Regions from separate parts of the Homo sapiens genome. Here region 1 is linked to region 2. Evidence: chromatin loops called from intact Hi-C (ENCODE). Cell type or tissue: gastrocnemius medialis. All regions are shown on one strand. Each heading gives the region's core, and the rest is flanking DNA. Links, peaks and the distances in the headings are about the cores only. Region 1 overlaps KLHL29 (kelch like family member 29). Region 2 overlaps ATAD2B (ATPase family AAA domain containing 2B).

The links. Peaks named below come from ENCODE experiments on the same cell type or tissue, not always from the same donor. Only the 100,000 strongest peaks of a DNase experiment are listed, where the experiment ranks them.
Region 1: a loop joins it to region 2, with 7 times the contacts of the local background. A loop is called at or near these places in 3 of 110 quality-filtered maps.

What each region holds. Positions count from the first base shown.
Region 1 is chr2:23,520,184-23,528,705 of GRCh38, forward strand. All of the region lies in intron 2 of KLHL29 (kelch like family member 29), which reads left to right. LOC105374325 (a long non-coding RNA gene) reads right to left here. Exons shown (of 2, transcript XR_939831.2): 1 at 3,768-8,522. Among named protein-coding and RNA genes, the nearest start is that of LINC02923, 140 kb to the left of the region's middle. RefSeq lists enhancers at 1-446, 3,021-4,220. In gastrocnemius medialis, for the core only: no CTCF peak of the experiment used is centred there; DNase peaks (open chromatin) are centred at 3,588, 3,938 and 4,338; H3K4me3 peaks cover 3,166 bases; H3K27ac peaks cover 5,337 bases.
Region 2 is chr2:23,741,438-23,749,959 of GRCh38, forward strand. It overlaps ATAD2B (ATPase family AAA domain containing 2B), which reads right to left. Exons shown (of 28, transcript NM_017552.4): 28 at 7,227-8,522. Among named protein-coding and RNA genes, the nearest start is that of ATAD2B, 180 kb to the right of the region's middle. In gastrocnemius medialis, for the core only: no CTCF peak of the experiment used is centred there; DNase peaks (open chromatin) are centred at 3,784 and 4,534; H3K4me3 peaks cover 333 bases; H3K27ac peaks cover 6,089 bases.

The DNA.
Region 1 (8,522 bases), core at 192-8,191, 220 kb before region 2:
GCCCTCTGCTAAATAGAAAGCAGCCCAGACAAGGCCAAATCCACCTCAAAACGGGGTACAGGGCAGGGGTGTTCATCGTGTTAATTCTGTTGGGCTTGGCCTCTGCGCTTTCATGGGCTCAGATACCTAAGCCTTCCAGGGCCTCAGGTGCCTGATCTGCACCCAGGGAGGGCTGGAGGGAAAGGAGCCTGAAGGGGCTTTCAGGGCCTTCTGTGATTCGTTGACTACTTCAAACAAAAACAAAGCCTTCCCAGCCGGGGTGATGGAGGAAAATAAGAACAAAGCTGGCTGTGTTTGCTTGTGTTGGAATCCAAGGAGGGGACCTACTGGAATTTCCCTCCCTTTGCTGGAGGCCAAGGTCAGGCCACTGCCCTGACCTCTGTTTCCTGGGCCCTGAGATCATGGCACTGTCAGAGCCCACTGGGAAGGACAGGCGCAGGTGATTATTTATACAAGTCTTTTCTTTCAGTGGACTATTTACGTACTCCCAACACTTTAAGGAAAGAAACTTTGGTTTCACAGTGGATGAAAGTTTTCCCATGCTTTAAGGTGACTCTTTCATACATTTCTTCTTAGTACAACACAAATCTCATTATAGGAATTTCAGTATTTTAACAAAAGGAACCACAGTCATCGTAATGAGATCCCCGAATAAAGTTCAGTTCATTTTCATCTGTCTTTTCTCCCCAAATATTATTGCTAGAAATGTTACATTATCATAAACCCGAGTTCAGGATGCATAGTTTCCACAATTGTCTTCTTTCCTCCATATACAAATTCTGATTACTGCTTTCATTTTACAAAGACCACCCCCCCCCCCGCTCCCCCTCAGGGGTGTTTCCATCTTCTCAGATATTTTTCTTTGCCTTACCCCAAGCTACGTACATAACCGGATGGCTAGAATTAGGAGAGTCGATGGTGGATATTCCTGTATCCGTCTATCTGCCCCCTGCCTGCCATGTGGTGTGGGATACATGCAGGAGGTATCCTGGGAGGGGACTGCTTCGAGGGGCTTCCCCAAGGGCATTCCTTGTGGCCATGCAGAAGGCCATGCAGAAGGACTCCCAGGGAAGGCTGTGGCCCAAGCCCTCCTAGCCAGCTCTGCCTGCAGGAGGAAGGACAAGGGACTCCTACATGGCACCCTTGGAGGCGAGGTTCGTGCACTGGAAGTTTCCAAGCAGACTTTATTTCCACTCAGCCATGTCAGAAACCTCTAGCAGGACTGGTGCTCTAACTTCACACAGGGTTTCAGAGTCAGGGCCTTCTCCCTAGTACAGTGAAGCTGCAGGTGCAGCCTGTCCCCTAGGTCCATGTGCTGCATTGGGCCAGCTGGGCAGTCATGAGCTCCCTCAGCATCCTCAGGCCCAGTAGCCACTCCTCTCTGCCTCCTCCCTGGTGTCTATTGATGTCTCTGCAGGGAACATGCTCCAGGTGACCCAGACACTGAGCACTTTGCAGGCAGGCAGCATCCTCCCCATAGCTAAGAGTAGTAACTACCTGTACCCCATTTCTTGGGAGGAAACAGAGGCTCAGTTTCAGCACGTTGTTCAATAGACTGCAGCCAGATGGTAAACATCAGAGCCAGGACGTAAGGCTCTGTTGAATTCCAAAGCCCACACTCTTAAGCAGTCTGTGGTCTTAGTAGTATCATTAATTATGCAATGATGCATCAATACTCAGGGGTCCCGTAGAGGTAGTTGGGACGTTTATCCCTGAACTAAATGGTCAAAGCTCACTATGCTTACTAAGTTTGTGCACCTGCTTTTCACAGCCTTTCTGCATCTCCCCTTATTCTCATTAGTTAAACTTGCCATGGTCATTGTTTTTGCCTAAAGCACTAGTACCCACCTGACCTGCTGTGGACCTGCTTGTTAGAATTGTTTGCAAAGGAAGCATCCATAGGCTATGAACAAGGATGCTGGGGCTTGCCTGTGAACACCAAGCTTCAGTGTGTGTTTATTCTAAGGCTTTTTTTTTTCTTTTGAGATGGAGTCTAGCTCTGTTGCCCAGGCTGGAGTGCAGTGGCATGATCTTGGCTCATGGCAACCTCCCCACCTCCCAGGTTCAAGCAATTCTCCCACCTCAGTCTCTGAGTAGTTGGGACTATAGGCGTGTACCATCACGCCTGGCTAATTTTTGTATTTTTAGTAGAGATGGGGTTCCACCATGTTGGCCAGGCTGGTCTCGAACTCCTGACCTCAAGTGATCCACCTGCCTCAGCCTCCCAAAGTGCTGGGATTACAGGTGTGAGCCACCACACCCAGCCTCTAAGGCCCTTTTGATTGCTTTTTGAATTTTGGTTATGTTTGGGATCACAGAAGGATGCTTGTTCTTATTTCTGGGCAGATGGAAGACCTTTTACCTTTTTGAAATCTGATCAGAAAAAAAAAAAAGCTTTTTGCAGGTTGGAGAGTCATCAGGTGGGGTGGGAAGGTGAGGCGGGTCTTTTGGGTTCTCTTCCCACAAAGTAGGCTGGTAGCCTTGAGTATGAGTGGGGAAACCCATGGCTCAGTCTCTGGAGAGAGAGTTTCTTCTCCTCCAACCCAAGCCCTGAGTCTGGACCCCCGAGCTTTTATTCCTGACTCCAGTGGCAACTCTCTCTAAAGCCATCTACCACCTCCAGGCCAGGCTGTTGGACGTGCAGCTCTTCCCCTGCTGCCGCCACAGAGTTTACAGAGTAAGCCCAGCCCTGCAGAGGTGACCAGTGCTGTGCAGATGTGAGGACCTGCATGGACTCGACTTTGTCAGTGCCCTGATTGCGTTCCCTGTGGAGCTGACCACGAGAGCAGGTGTTAGAGCCGTCTCTGAAGAACTGAATGTTAGAATCTATGCGCCTGCCTGTGGGGGTGGTTACGGGCATTTAGTGGGGAGGGGGGATGGTTCTCAGAACCTTGGGGGGCAGAGGCATTCAGAACTGCCTGGCATTCTCACTTCCACTGGTTTCTTTACCAGCACCAGTGTGCATTTTGTTCAGCAAACCCGGAACTCAGGAAGCTTTGCCACCTGGGTGCCTGTCAGCGGCAGCACGGTCCACCCCAGGGTGGGCTGGGGCAGAGGGCCTGCATGCCACAGCGAGAGCAGAAAGGGAGCAGAGCCATTTTGTAGAGCGAGTTTTCCAACCCCTCTTATGATCCTTCCTCTATTCTAAAGCAAAGGACATAAATACTAAACGGTGGTTCTTGCCAGTGCTGATAAGGAAAACCAGTAAATGCAGGAGTCTCATTAAGAAAATCCTAAAATTTTAGTCTTATCACTGCTGCAACATAATACAGTAAGTATGTTAATTCTAACCTCCCTTAGCTTCCCCCCGCCAAAATCCCTTTCAGCTAAGGCTGGCAGGAATGAACTGCACTCTGGCTACAGACTGAAGCCACGTCTGATTTGGATTTTTTTCCTCGCCTTGGCTTCACGTAGTGAGTCTCCTATTTGGGTGGACATGGCTTTTACCCCCTCATACTTCCCAGCTGCCTTTGCCATTATTCAGTTCAACAAACATTGAGGAAGTACCTACTGTGTGCAGGCCACAGTCGTAGGAGCTGGGAAATGTCAGAGTCAGCTGAGTTCATCTCTTTGCAAGAGCCAATAAGCCGACGAGGGAGCAATGATTTATAGGCCAAGCCTGCCAGCCGGCCTTGTCCCCAGCAAAGACTCATTTCAACAAGCTTCTCTTCCAAGTGATTATTTGCTGTTTGTACTGCTTGGACTTGGCACGCTTCTACAATTCCTTTTACCAAAGAGGAAAGAGGGACCTTGAAGTAAGTACTTACCTCGTAAAGAGAAGATTCCATGCGTCTTTCGGGAGCTTGCCTAAACACCACCAGCGTTGCTCTGTCATGTGAATGAGTTTTTTTTACCAGCATGCCTTCCTCTTCCGAAGGCCTTCCCCATCTAGGGTTTTTTCTCCCCATGACACCTCAGTGTCGTAGGTAGCGGAGATGCAAGTGTTCCCATTTCTCGGAAAAGGAAGCCGATGCTGGAGCGGGGGATGACTTGCTCAGTGCTGTGCTAGGGAGTGGCAGAGCCACCCAGGCCCAAGTGCCCGGCTCCTCATCCACATCTCTTTCTATTACACCAAACCCAGAGCGGGCAGGCAGGGCAGAAGAGACTACAGAAGCACAGGCGCCTGCTGGGCCGGCCTTGGCTCGGAGGGGCTCAGGAAGACCCAGGAAGTAGCAGGCCAGGAAATACCTTTAGGTCCTGCCCCGGGCTCCCGGGAGGCGTCGGCAGGAGAAGCAGGGCAGCAGCTGTGAGTCACGGTGATGGATGTTCATGGCTCACGGGTGGGCGGCTCGCGCGTGCACTGGTGCCAGGGTGGCCACACGGCTGGCAGGCCAGTGGGCTGGGTGTCACATTTCAGCAACATGATCTCTGCTCTGCCCAAGTGAGGAGGAACATGCTTGCGGGCATCTGTGGCCTTCAACTCAGAGAGGGGGTGGGTGGAGGGACGAGGTGGTTGAGAGGACACCTCTGATTCGATCTGTTCCGTTCCTTTGCTGGCCTTGCCACCCTTTCCAGTGCTGTGCATGTGTCCCTCCCAAGAGTCCAGAAAGCTGGATTTAAAAGTCAAAGTTTCTGAAGGACTTCATGGTGAGCAGAACACATTTGGTATGAAAACATTACAGGAAAACAAAAGCCTCCCAGGCTTCCTGCCTCTCAGCAAAAGAATTGGAAGGCATTTTCCATGTGGGGAGGGAGGCCATTTCTATTTCATGGGGATCTTAAAAGTAATTTTGCTGCCTGTAATTTTTTTTATCCAAACTCTCTCAGACTTTGGTTCTCAGCTGGATGACTTAGTGATCTCTAAAATGTGCTGACATTCTGGCTCGTAAGAATACATACTGTTACTTTTAATGAATGAGATTTGTTTTTAAAAGATCTCCTCAAATCAGCTGAGCACTCCAGGTGCAGCTATGGCACTGATGCTGGGAGGGGAGGCCAAATGCCTGACTTCAAGGTGCTGGGAGCTAAGTATTCCTGTCTCGGCACGTAGGAGGGAGGAAAAAGCCAGAGAAGACTTGAGGACTGAGAATACAGGCTAAGGCCAGGCCCACGCCTGGAAGAGAAGAACTTTCTCTTTGTCTCCTTGCCCACTGCCTGTCCCTGAGCCTGCGGGACTGGGAGGGCAGAGGACACTTCTGGGGTTTGGCCCAGAGAATTTATTTCTTCTTTTCTTGTTTTCCGCTACACCACGTGGCTTCAGACCATGACATTTCTGTTCAATGCCGTCAGTGCCTTGGTTTGAGGAGAATGTCTGTGTACCCAGCTTCCATGGCCAAGAAGAAATGGTGGCCGGAGCTTGCTGGCATCTGCTCTTGCCCTGTCTCCCTTCCTCTCTCTCCTGCGTGACCAGCAGCCAAGGGACAGTTCCTTCTGGCCAGGCAGTGGGATGGAGCTAAGGGGGAGGAGATGCAGGAGCAAGGCCCAGACCCCCGTCCTGAGCTTGGCGGCGAGGGGCCTGGTTTTGCCCTGCCTGGGAAGAGTAAGGCATGGAACCTGCTGGGACTTTCCTCGCTCCCCAGAGGCCGAGTGAGCCCCAGCCCCTGCCCCCCCCCCCCACCCGAGGCGAGCCAGCAGAGCCAGGGCCCACCCGCTATTTTTAGAAAGCTATCAGGTGCGCAGGACGCCCAGTTGCCTTTTTCCACCTATTCGGGCTCATTCTAGGGATCCTGTGTTGCTGCCCCAGGCCCCACCTGTCCTGATGTGATTGTCTTACTGTGGCCTGGAGCTGGCACGAAGCTTCCTCCCGATGCAACCCAGCCACCCTTCTGGCCTCATCTGGCCATGGCAAGTCACGTCCCTGACATCCGTGGACCTGCAGCCATTGTGTCCTCAGAAGCGTGGATGTTGGGCCCTAATGTTTGCCCTCCTCTGCTTCCTTGAGAGGAAGGTAAAGGCTGAAAGGGAAAAGCAGGTTAGGAAAAACCTGGAATAGGGATCCCATCGTGAGGAGTGTTAAGTCATTGAGTAGAAGATTCTGGAGCCTTTGTTCTAGAGGAAGCTGCATGGAGTGTGCAGTCTGGCAGGGGATGCCCACGTGCAGTCGTGGTGTTCATTGCCAGCGCATGCAGTTCAGAGGAACGTGGGCGGTCGGAGGAAGCGTCACAGGGGAGGGGAAACCAGAGCTGTGGTCAGGGCATGCGGGAGGGGTGGCATCGAAGGCAGAGGGACCACAAATGCTGCGCTCTTGGCCTGGCAGCGGGACAGCCCATGCGTGACTAAGGAACGCCGAGGAGGCACGAGGCTGGTGCAGAGGGCTCTGCAGGGGCCGGGGGAGGAGAGCCTGGAGAGAGCCTGAGACGCCCTGAATTCCAGGTGAGGTGTCTGGACGAGATCCAGCAGATGGTGGGAAAAACCACTGAAGGTTGGAGGGGAGAGAGAGGAGCCTAGTGGGCTGGTGGCCTGCTCTGCCCTCTGCCTACCAGAGTGACCTGGCCTCCTCATGGTCATAGAGCAGCAGCAGCCGTGGGTCCAGAGCAGCACCTTTGTGGCCTGCCCTCCACACCCAGCTCACAAGTCTCTAGCGTGGGGTGAGCTGGGGTTGGCTCCGTGGCTCCCAAGAGCCCATTGTTAACGTCTCTTCCCAGCTCCTCATTAGGAGACAGCACCTTGGTAGCTCGAAACGGCCACAGTGGGAATATTTATACAACAGAAACTGATGAACGCTGCATGCACATCAGGGTCTGGGTGGGTTTTTTTTGTCCACCACCACCAGCAGAGCCGGGTGTTAAACATTTACCAGTATAGCTCTGGGTAACAGGGAGCCCCCGCAGGGTTTCGTGCTCGGGGTTAGCATGGTGGGCTGAGCAGTGACCACACGGGGCTGGTATCCTGCGTTGGTGGACATGTGTTGTGTCACTTCCCTGCTAGGAAGCTAGGATGGGGAGTGGGGATGGAGCCTCAACCAGGAGAACTGGGCGACGGTGGCCATGTTGGCCCATTCTGAAACCAGGCTCCTTAACATGGGCTCCCAGACCCTAGACACGGCTCACACGGAGGACACGTGTGTTTCCTGCCTCTGCTTCATCACCTGAGCAGGCCCTGCCCAGCTACACTGGACCTCTTTCCAGTCCTTAAATGCGACCTGCTTCTTCTCCCCTTTAGAGCCAGCACGTGCTTGCCCCTCCCTCAGAATCACGCCCCCCAGCCACCCCAGGGTGGGGGCTGGGCAGCATTAGTATACCACACTGTGTCTGCAGGGCCCTCGTGGGTGTTGCCCAGCAAAAGCCCCGCCATGCTGTCTGCAGCATCCCTTCTGCCTGCTCAGAGACTGTGGAGCCCAGAGCAGGGAAGGACTGCCCTTTCCTGGGGTGGGTGGAGAGGCTTGCCTGCTTAGAAAGCTGTGAGCAGAACTTAGAGGCTGTGAGCAGAACTTAGAGGCTGTTCATCTCCGGGCACAGAGCTAGAGCCTTTCTCAGCGAAGAGTCGGCTTGGTCTTGACAGCACGGTGAAAGCAGTAGGATTGGTTCAGTGTTCTCGAGTTCCAAAACACGCAGCCCACGAAATTGTCCAACAACCTCGCCACATGGGTTGTGCTCTCATTTCAGAGGTGAGGAAACTGAGGGCCAGGTGGTTAGCTTACACCCCAAGCCTCCATAGGAGCAACTGGTAGTCCCCAGGCCTTGATCTTGATTCCTGGAGCCCTAAACCCCGAGTCAGCTTTCTGCATTGAAGGTTTTGGACCATTCATCCCAACCAAACGTAGACATCAGGAGCAGCCCAGGCTCTGCCAGGAGATCAAGGTGCAAGGCCCCCAGGCTACTGCAGACCCCATCACCACCACCCCTCTGGGACCTGCCTCTAAAATGGGAGTTAATGGCGGCTGTGAATACACTGTTGCATTTGTTGCTCTTTTGGGAAAAGAAAAACCTGGCTTCTAAGAGCTGTTGTATTTTATTTTTCTGTAAAGAAGAAATTAATTTTAGTCTTTCTTTTTGGTTTAAAATGTTGTTCTTTGCTTTTTCTGCCCTACAATTTAAAAGGAAACATTTGTCTGTTGAGAAAAGAAATGGTAATTATAGACTAAAAATTGTTTCTATTCTGATTTGAAAAAGTGACAAAAAAAAATTCCATCGCACAGATGGGGCTCTGCTGACGGAGGGTGTTTAACAATGAAGCCCTGGGCCGGTTTGGGGCTCGGAATGGCTGGAGGTGGGTGTGGGATTGGGTGTTGTGGGGCGAGGGGCTGTTTCCGAGGCTGGTCTCCATTTCCGATGCTGGTTAGTCACTAGTTCCTGCACTCTCCGTGTGGTTCAACAGTGGGAGGAAGAAGACGTGACTGGAGATGTCACCTGTGGACCCTGCAGCCCTTATAAGGTGGGCTGTACAGGACGAGGCCACGCGCTCCCTTGCATGGACCCTGAGCCCAGAGAGCCTCCAGGCTTTATTCCCTTAGCCCAGAATTTCACTTTTCAGCCTCCCAAAATTACAATTGCTCCAAGTCCTTTGATCAATAAAGCAGGAAACTGATTAGACTGTGAAATTAAACTAATAATGTCACGCTGTTAACCCTCAATCAATGGGGA
Region 2 (8,522 bases), core at 195-8,194:
AACAAGAAATGGGGAAAGGATTCCCTATTTAATAAATGGTGCTGGGAAAACTGGCTAGCCATATGTAGAAAGCTGAAACTGGATCCCTTCCTTACACCTTATACAAAAATTAATTCAAGATGGATTAAAGACTTAAACGTTAGCCCTAAAACCATAAAAACCCTAGAAGAAAACCTAGGCAATACCATTCAGGACATAGGCATGGGCAAGGACGTCATGTCTAAAACACCAAAAGCAATGGCAACAAAAGCCAAAATTGACAAATGGGATCTAATTAAACTAAAGAGCTTCTGCACAGCAAAAGAAACGACCATCAGAGTGAACAGGCAACCTACAGAATGGGAGAAAATTTTTGCAACCTACTCATCTGACAAAGGGCTAATATTCAGAATCTACAATGAACTCAAACAAATTTACAAGAAAAAAACAAACAACCTCATCAAAAAGTGGGCGAAGAACATGAACAGACACTTCTCAAAAGAAGACATTTATGCAGCCAAAAAACACATGAAAAAATGCTCATCATCACTGGCCATCAGAGAAATGCAAATCAAAACCACAATGAGATACCATCTCACACCAGTTGGAATGGCAATCATTAAAAAGTCAGGAAACAACAGGTGCTGGAGAGGATGTGGAGAAATAGGAACACTTTTACACTGTTGGTGGGACTGTAAACTAGTTCAACCATTGTGGAAGTCAGTGTGGCGATTCCTCAGGGACCTAGAACTAGCAATACCATTTGACCCAGTCATCCCATTACTGGGTATATACCCAAAGGATTATAAATCATGCTGCTATAAAGACACATGCACATGTATGTTTACAGCGGCACTATTCACAATAGCAAAGACTTGGAACCAACCTAAATGTCCAACAACGATAGACTGGATTAAGAAAATGTGGCACATATACACCATGGAATACTATGCAGCCATAAAAAATGATGAGTTCATGTCCTTTGTAGGGACATGGATGAAACTGGAAACTATCATTCTCAGCAAACCATCGCAAGGACAAAAAACCAAACACCACATGTTCTCACTCATAGGTGGGAATTGAACAATGATAACACATGGACACAGGAAGGGGAACATCACACACCAGGGACAGTTGTGGGGTGGGGGGAGGGGGGAGGGATAGCATTAGGAGATATACCTAATGATAAATGACGAGTTAATGGGTGCAGCACACCAACATGGCACATGTATACATATGTAAGAAACCTGCATGTTGTGCACATGTACCCTAAAACTTGAAGTATAATAATAAAATACAAATTTTAAAAAGTGGAACAATAAAAAAAAAATCAAGAGAACTCCAAATGGCTCTTAAAAACTAAATACCAAAGTAAAAATTAAGAAGGAATAACAGAACTGTAGAAAGGCCAAGATCTGAATAACAGTAGTTCTAAAAGTGAAAAATTCACTCAAGAAAATTTCTCAGACTAAAAGGACATGATTTTCCAGAGTAGAGAGGCCTAAGAAAAGTGTAACATTTAGACACACACCCAGACAGGTCTGTGAAATTCCAGAGCATCAGAGGAAAACTGAAAATTACGAAAGCCTTAGGAGAAGGAAACAAAATCAGGAAAACAAAACAATAAGCAGAAAAGCACCGACTTCTCAGCAGCAATACAGGATATAAATGAGAAAAGTCCAGATATAAGATTCAGTGCAAGAGAAAGGTGAAGGATGTTCGCCCAAAAAAAAAAAAAAATGACTATGCAAGACCTTGGTGTACACCAATGCAAAATTGGAAAGGGTTAGAATGTTCCAGGAGAAATTTTCTCAAGAAAATGAAATGCTATAATACCTTACATGTTTGGTGATACTAACAAGAGTTGGGGCCAGGCGCAGTAGCTCATGCCTGTAATCCCAGCACTTTGGGAGGCCGAGGCAGGTGGATCATTTGAGGTCAGGAGTTCGAGACCAGCCTGACCAACACGGTGAAACCCCATCTCTGCGAAATAAAAATAAATAATGCATGGTGGCGCATGCCTGTAATCCCAGCTGCTTGGGAGACTGAGGCAGGAGAATCGCTCGAACCCGGGAGGTGGAGGTTACAGTGAGCCGACATTACACCACTGCACTCCAGCCTGGGCAACAGAGCGAAAATCCGACTCAAAAAAAAAAAAAAAAGAGAGAGAGAGTTGGATTGCTGGGGATGAACTGAGGAACAAACTAGTTTTTAAAATTGTTTTTTTGAGACAGGGTGTCACTCTGTCACTCAGGCTGGAGTGCAGGTGCTGCGATCTTGGGTCACTGAAGCCTCAAACTCCCAAGCTCAAGTGGTCCTCCCATCTCAGCCTCCTGAGTGGCTGAGACTATGATGCATGCCACCAAGCCTGGCTAATTTTTTAATTTTTCTGTAGAGACAGGGTCTCATTATGTTACCCAGGCTGGTCTTGAACTCCTGGGCTCAAGGATCCTTCTGCCTCAGCCTCCCAAAATGCTGGGAATAAAGGCGTGCTGGGTTCAAACTCATGATTATACATAAAAAAACAGGTAAATAAATACAATGAAGACTATTATTAACAAAAAGGTGTACAAGAAAGGAAACATCATCATAGTACACTAAATAGTTCCACTGTCAATAATTTTTACATAGACACAATAATGCAAATACTGAATAATGATCTGACCAAAATTATAAACAACTGGGAGGACGAGAGGACAAGAAGTGTGAAACGTGTGGTGAGGGCAGATATTACTATATTTTAAATGGTGGGAAATCAAAAGAAAATGACTAAAACTGGAAAATAAAAAGTAGCCATCTAAGAATAGTATTTAGAAACATCAAATAATCAGCTACAGGTGTTGAAAACAATTGGCTCCTGGGAGAATTTTTTTTTTTTTTTGGAGAAGGAGGGTTCTAGAATCAGGGAACTGCTGTTTTTTATAACAAGCCTTCTAGAACTACTTCATTCTTTAAACTACATACATGTGTTTCTGACTTTAAAATATATAAATTTTAAAGATATTAATCCCATTTATAGACATTTTTAAACCCACAAAACAATGTTTATAGACACATACAAATGTTTAGAAAGATGACTGAAATTTCTTGAACACTTACTATGTGCCTGGTACTGTTCTAAGTGCTTTACATATATTCACTCAAATATGTAATCATTGCAGTAACCACCATGGGGTTGGTGCTATCACTGTGGCCCATCTTATGGATAAGTACACTGACCTGCAGAGGGGTGAAATAATTTGTCACATGTTGCATAGCCAAGAAGGAACATAACCAGGATTCAAATTCAGACAGTCTGACTCCAGCCGCATACTATTACCTTCTCAAATAAAATAATTTAAAACACAGACAGGATATTCGTCAAAATCATCACAGTGGCTGCCACCAGTAAAGAAAGAAAACGAATGGGATTGGGAATGGGTAGAAAGTAGACTTAAATCTTCTCTGAAATTTTTTCTTTTCAAAAAAGAACTAAAACAAGTATGACAAATTGTTAACATTTAATACTGGGTGGTAGGAACATGCATGTTGTATTATTCTCTGTGGTATTCTACTATTTAAAAATGTTTATTCCTAGAAAAACTTGAGGCCAGGCACGGTTGCTCACGCTTGTAATCCCAGCACTTTGGGAGGCCAAGGCGGGCAGATCACCTGAGGTCAGGAGTTCAAGACCAGCCTGGCCAACATGGTGAAACCCCCGTCCCTACAAAAAGTACAAAAATTAGCCAGGGGTGGTGGCACATGCCTCTAATCCCAGCTACCCACGAGGCTGAGGCAGGAGAATCGCTGGAACCTGAGAGGCAGAGGCGGCAGTGAGCCAAGATCGTGTTACTGCACTCCAGTCTGGGCAACACAACCAGACTCCACAGCAAGCAAGCAAGCACGCACGCAAGAAAGAAAGCAAGCGAGAAAGAGAGAAAGAGACAGAGAGGGATGGAAGGAAGGAAGGAAAGAAGGAAGGAAGGAAGGAAGGAAGGAAGGAAGGAAGGAAGGAAGGAAGGAAGGAAAGGGAAGGGAAGGGAAGGGAAGGGAAGGGAAGGAAGGAAAGGAAGGAAGGAAGGAAGACTTGAATACAAGCAAAGGAATTTACCATTCACCTTAATGATTGATGGGTTAAAAATTCAATCTCTAAAGCCACACCACAAGATAGGACCCCCCAACCTGATGTTAGCTGTGTAACCTTGGGCAAGTCACCTAAGCATTCTCTATTTCAGTTTCCCCTTCTCTTAAATGGGACCAACAACAGTACCTACCTCCCACAGTTGCTGTGATAATTAAATGGTTAATGCTTGTAATAATACCTGGCACTCAGTTGTCTGCTGCTACTAATACTACTGCTGTATTTATTGTCATCCAAGCATTTACCACTGTTAGGTAACATGTTGTTTGTTTACTCTTTGCTGACTAGACTGTAAGCTCCAAAAAGCAAGGACCTTGCTGTCCTGTCTTCAGCTGTTAACTCCCTTGCCAAGAACAGTGCTCTGGCACTTGCTTTATTTGGCAGTTGCTCAAATAAATCTGTGAAACAGATGTTGACCTGTGATGACAGAGAACTGCCTGTACTTTCCCCTGCAGCTGTCATGCTATTTCACTTCTCAGCCTATGCTTCTGTTGTTCCTTCTGCCTGGAAATCCTTTCCCACCTTGATGCCTCAGCTCAGGCAAGGAACCAGAAAGGCTTCCTTGAGGTTAGGTTACATGCTCCTCCTCTGTATACCTACAGTGCCTAATATAAAATTCAATCTTAACACATGCCGTATTAGACTGAAATGATGTTTGTTATCTGTCTACCCCCACAAGAAGCAGTCAAGCATAGTGATTAAAAGCATCAACTCTGGAGCCAAACTGCCTACATTTGAATCCTGGATGTGTGACCTTGAGCAAATTAATCTATAACTCAGTTTCCTGATCTGTAAAATGGGGATAATAATAGCACCTATCTCATAAGGTTCTTGTAAAGATGAAAAGAATTTGCATTTGTGTCTGTATAGCACTCAGAATAGTCTCCAGCACCTAGTAAACGTGATATAAGTATGTTAAATTATAAAAATGTCCTTGAAGACAGACACAATGTCTTGCTCATCTTTATGCTCCCTCAATGCCTAGCACTCTGTAGGCACTGAATAAATGCTTAAATGTTTACTGAACTGACAGCTATTACACTAGTCCAAACAAAAGGATTAGTGCCCAAACTAAGATAACAGGAATGGAGAAAGGGTGATAGGTATGAGACATGCTTAGGGGGAAAATAAATCAACAGAATGTGCTGCATGATTAGAATGAGATGGGTCATAAAGAAGATAAAGTTCAGGTTGACAGCTAGGTTTCTCACCAAGATAGGGAATATAAGGGAAGCAAGAAGGAAAAAGCAGAGTTCCTGGCAAATTTTTAATAACAAAATGCTTCATTCACTGCTTAATGAAATTTAAAAGTGCTTTAAGAGCTTTTAAGAGCACCACACTTTTAAAAAATAATGTGAACTCTGATCAACCATGACAGAAACCTGGCACACAACATCAGAAAGAATTTAAGCTCCATGAAGACACGGACTTTTTCTGTTTAGTTTGCTGCTTTATTTCTAGCACCTGCAACAGTGCCTGATACATGGTAGGCACTTGTTATGTATTTTATAAATGAATGAAAAAATGATTAAGGTAAATTTGTGCCTTCTATGTCATGCAAATCTAAAGGAATTAAATAAGCATCTACTGAATCCTGCACTGCTTCAAATTCCTATAGGGAATACAGAAGAAATATAATACTTTTCTATCTCCCCTTCCCTCATGAATAAATTACTGTTTTATAAATTATATTTACATAGTAACTTACTATGTAATGCAGTACAAAACATAGCTAATTTCTGAAGAAAGATCAGCATACGCCATATATATACATATGTGTAATATATATATATTACACATACATACATAGTATGTATATTATATATATAATACTATACAGCCCTGAAATATGGGCAGGGTTTAGATTCTGTAACAATACATCTGATGTAATATGAAAGGTCACACACACAAAAAAACAAGAACAAACTTTGGTAAAGTGGGGATCGACTCTAGAAAAGCCAGATAGAGATGAAGAGCAAATATAATGCCAACTTTCTCTGAAGTCTTTCCTTATTTCCCCCATTCCTAAACATAATTAATTGGTTCCCTTCCCAGAACTCTGAACGTTATTGTGTCCCTTCTGTTAAAGCACTTATTCCACTGAATCATTACTACTGGTATATATACCAATTCCCCTGGCAGACTCTAAGCTACCTGAGAACAGGAATATGTTATTTGTGTATCCCACATGCCTGGCATAATGTCAGGCACATAACAAACATATACATGTGGGGGTAAAAGAGGGAATGTATATATTTTTAAACAGTCACTAGATAACTTTGTAGGTGTCAGGGTACAGGGATAACATGAAATAGATTTAAAGATTTGCCTCAGATTTTACTGTAGTTTTGAGTCTTATGGAAACTAAAACTAGATAAATAAAACTTCATCTCCAGAATCCAAAAAACTTGATTGAGCCTCAAATTATAAGCTTTTTATCTAAACATTCAGACAGTGTTAAAAATATGTTTTGCAGGTTTATTATTAACAATCTTTTGATACAGACAAAAGTTGAAATTATAGAATCTGAAAAATCAGGCAAAACAAAGTCTTAACTAAAATCCATCTTTTTTACTGTGATTCAAAAAACAAAAGTAAGAATTTATATTGAGGAAGATCAGTGTACTACAGGAACATGAAAAGGTGTCTCAAGGCACACAGGAAAAATAGGTATTCTGAAGCCAAGAACATTCTACTCACTTGAAGTAAGCCCTTCAAAACTCTGGTATGAAATCTCTGTCCATATTATGTGCTATACTGTACAAAGTATACTGATAACAACCCGATAAAAAGGAAAACATTTTAAACTAATGAACCATATGACCTGATCATATGTTATCGTATAGTCTTCCAGCTAGAAAAACAAATCTCAGAAGTAATCCATTTGCTTCTATACAACATATTTTAGACAATCTTCAACTAAAACTAAAACCACGCTTTCTCAACATAAAAAGCTTTCAGCTAAAAAATCGTGAGGTGTACTTAAAATCTAAAAGGAACATATAACACGACTTTTTGGGTGCTTAATAACCAGCAATATGCCTCTCTCTAAAACAGTCTAAATCAGCTAGAAAAGTAGCACTGCATTTGTAGCCAACAGTGATCATAATTAAGCTAAAGAAAGACATGTTTTTCTTGTCATCTTTATTCAAGTATTTCACAGCAGTTATATTACAAATTACAGTAAATGTTCAAATTCCAGAATTCAAAAATTAAATAATTTACTTCAACTAATGTCAAATGAAGTCAAATGCAAAACATCAATTTAACACAATTCTAAATTAAAACTACAAACCCAAAATAGACCATAGTTGATGAAGTCTACTTAAACTACAAAGTAGACATACATGACTGAAACCAAATTGGACTCCCAAAGTCTAAGTAACCAGATGTACAGAATACAAAAGATGCAGGTACAAGCCCAAATTCAAGCTTACAATGTGATTACAAATAATAATTATAATAACAATGGCATTCAGCTACGGGACCTGACACTGAAGATACCTACTGAATAGCACCATAGCTGAACCAACTTAATCAAAAAAGGGAAGAAATTACCCACTCCCTAAAAATAAAATCCAGTAAACCTACAAATACATTGGCTTATGAGAAAAATCAAGTCATGAAACAACATTAAAAAAAAAAAATCACAGGTGAGATTCAAGCTCGAAAACACAATTAACTCCACAGCCATCAGTTTCAACCCTAGTGCGGTTCCATCATCTTCAAAAAGCCCCCAGGGTCCCCACAGCTGAGCATGAATTATTGCTGAGCTATGCTGTGATACATATTTTACTCATCTGAGAGCAAGGTTTTACATAGGAGCTTATCTTTATAATGCTCACAATAGGAAATAAGAACAGAGGTCAATTTGTACATATTTTTGCCAATGCTATACAGCAAAAATGAAAAACTTACAGAAAGGTAAACAAAATTGAGTCCACTTTTTTAATTTCACAAGCTGCTTTAAACTATAGAACCACCAGATATCTGTAAAATAAGCAAAACTGGTAAGTGTGTTTTTTTAATTGAGGGAAGGAGGGCCAGAGGAGTTGGTACAATTTCAGCTCATTGTTCTCCCCTTGGCATTAGATTGACTTTCTCTTTAAGACCTAAACTGTTCAAAGTGGCAGTTCCTATACTGAGGTTGCCTCCAATTTCTCCATCTACATTACGGTTAAAAAAACAAACAAACAAAAGCAACTTGATCTTTTGGAAGCATTTTAATGCTGAAAATAAATACATTTCCCTTTTCAAACTCACTGATGGCTAAAATCTTAATTAATTGTACAAATTTAGTAACCTACTAAGAAACATGTGCATTTTTTTTTCCTTTCACAAGTGCTGCTGTTACTTGAAAAGAATGCTTCTGAATTAGAATAACTGGAATAAATATTTAAAAAAAAATAGTGCAGCAAGAACC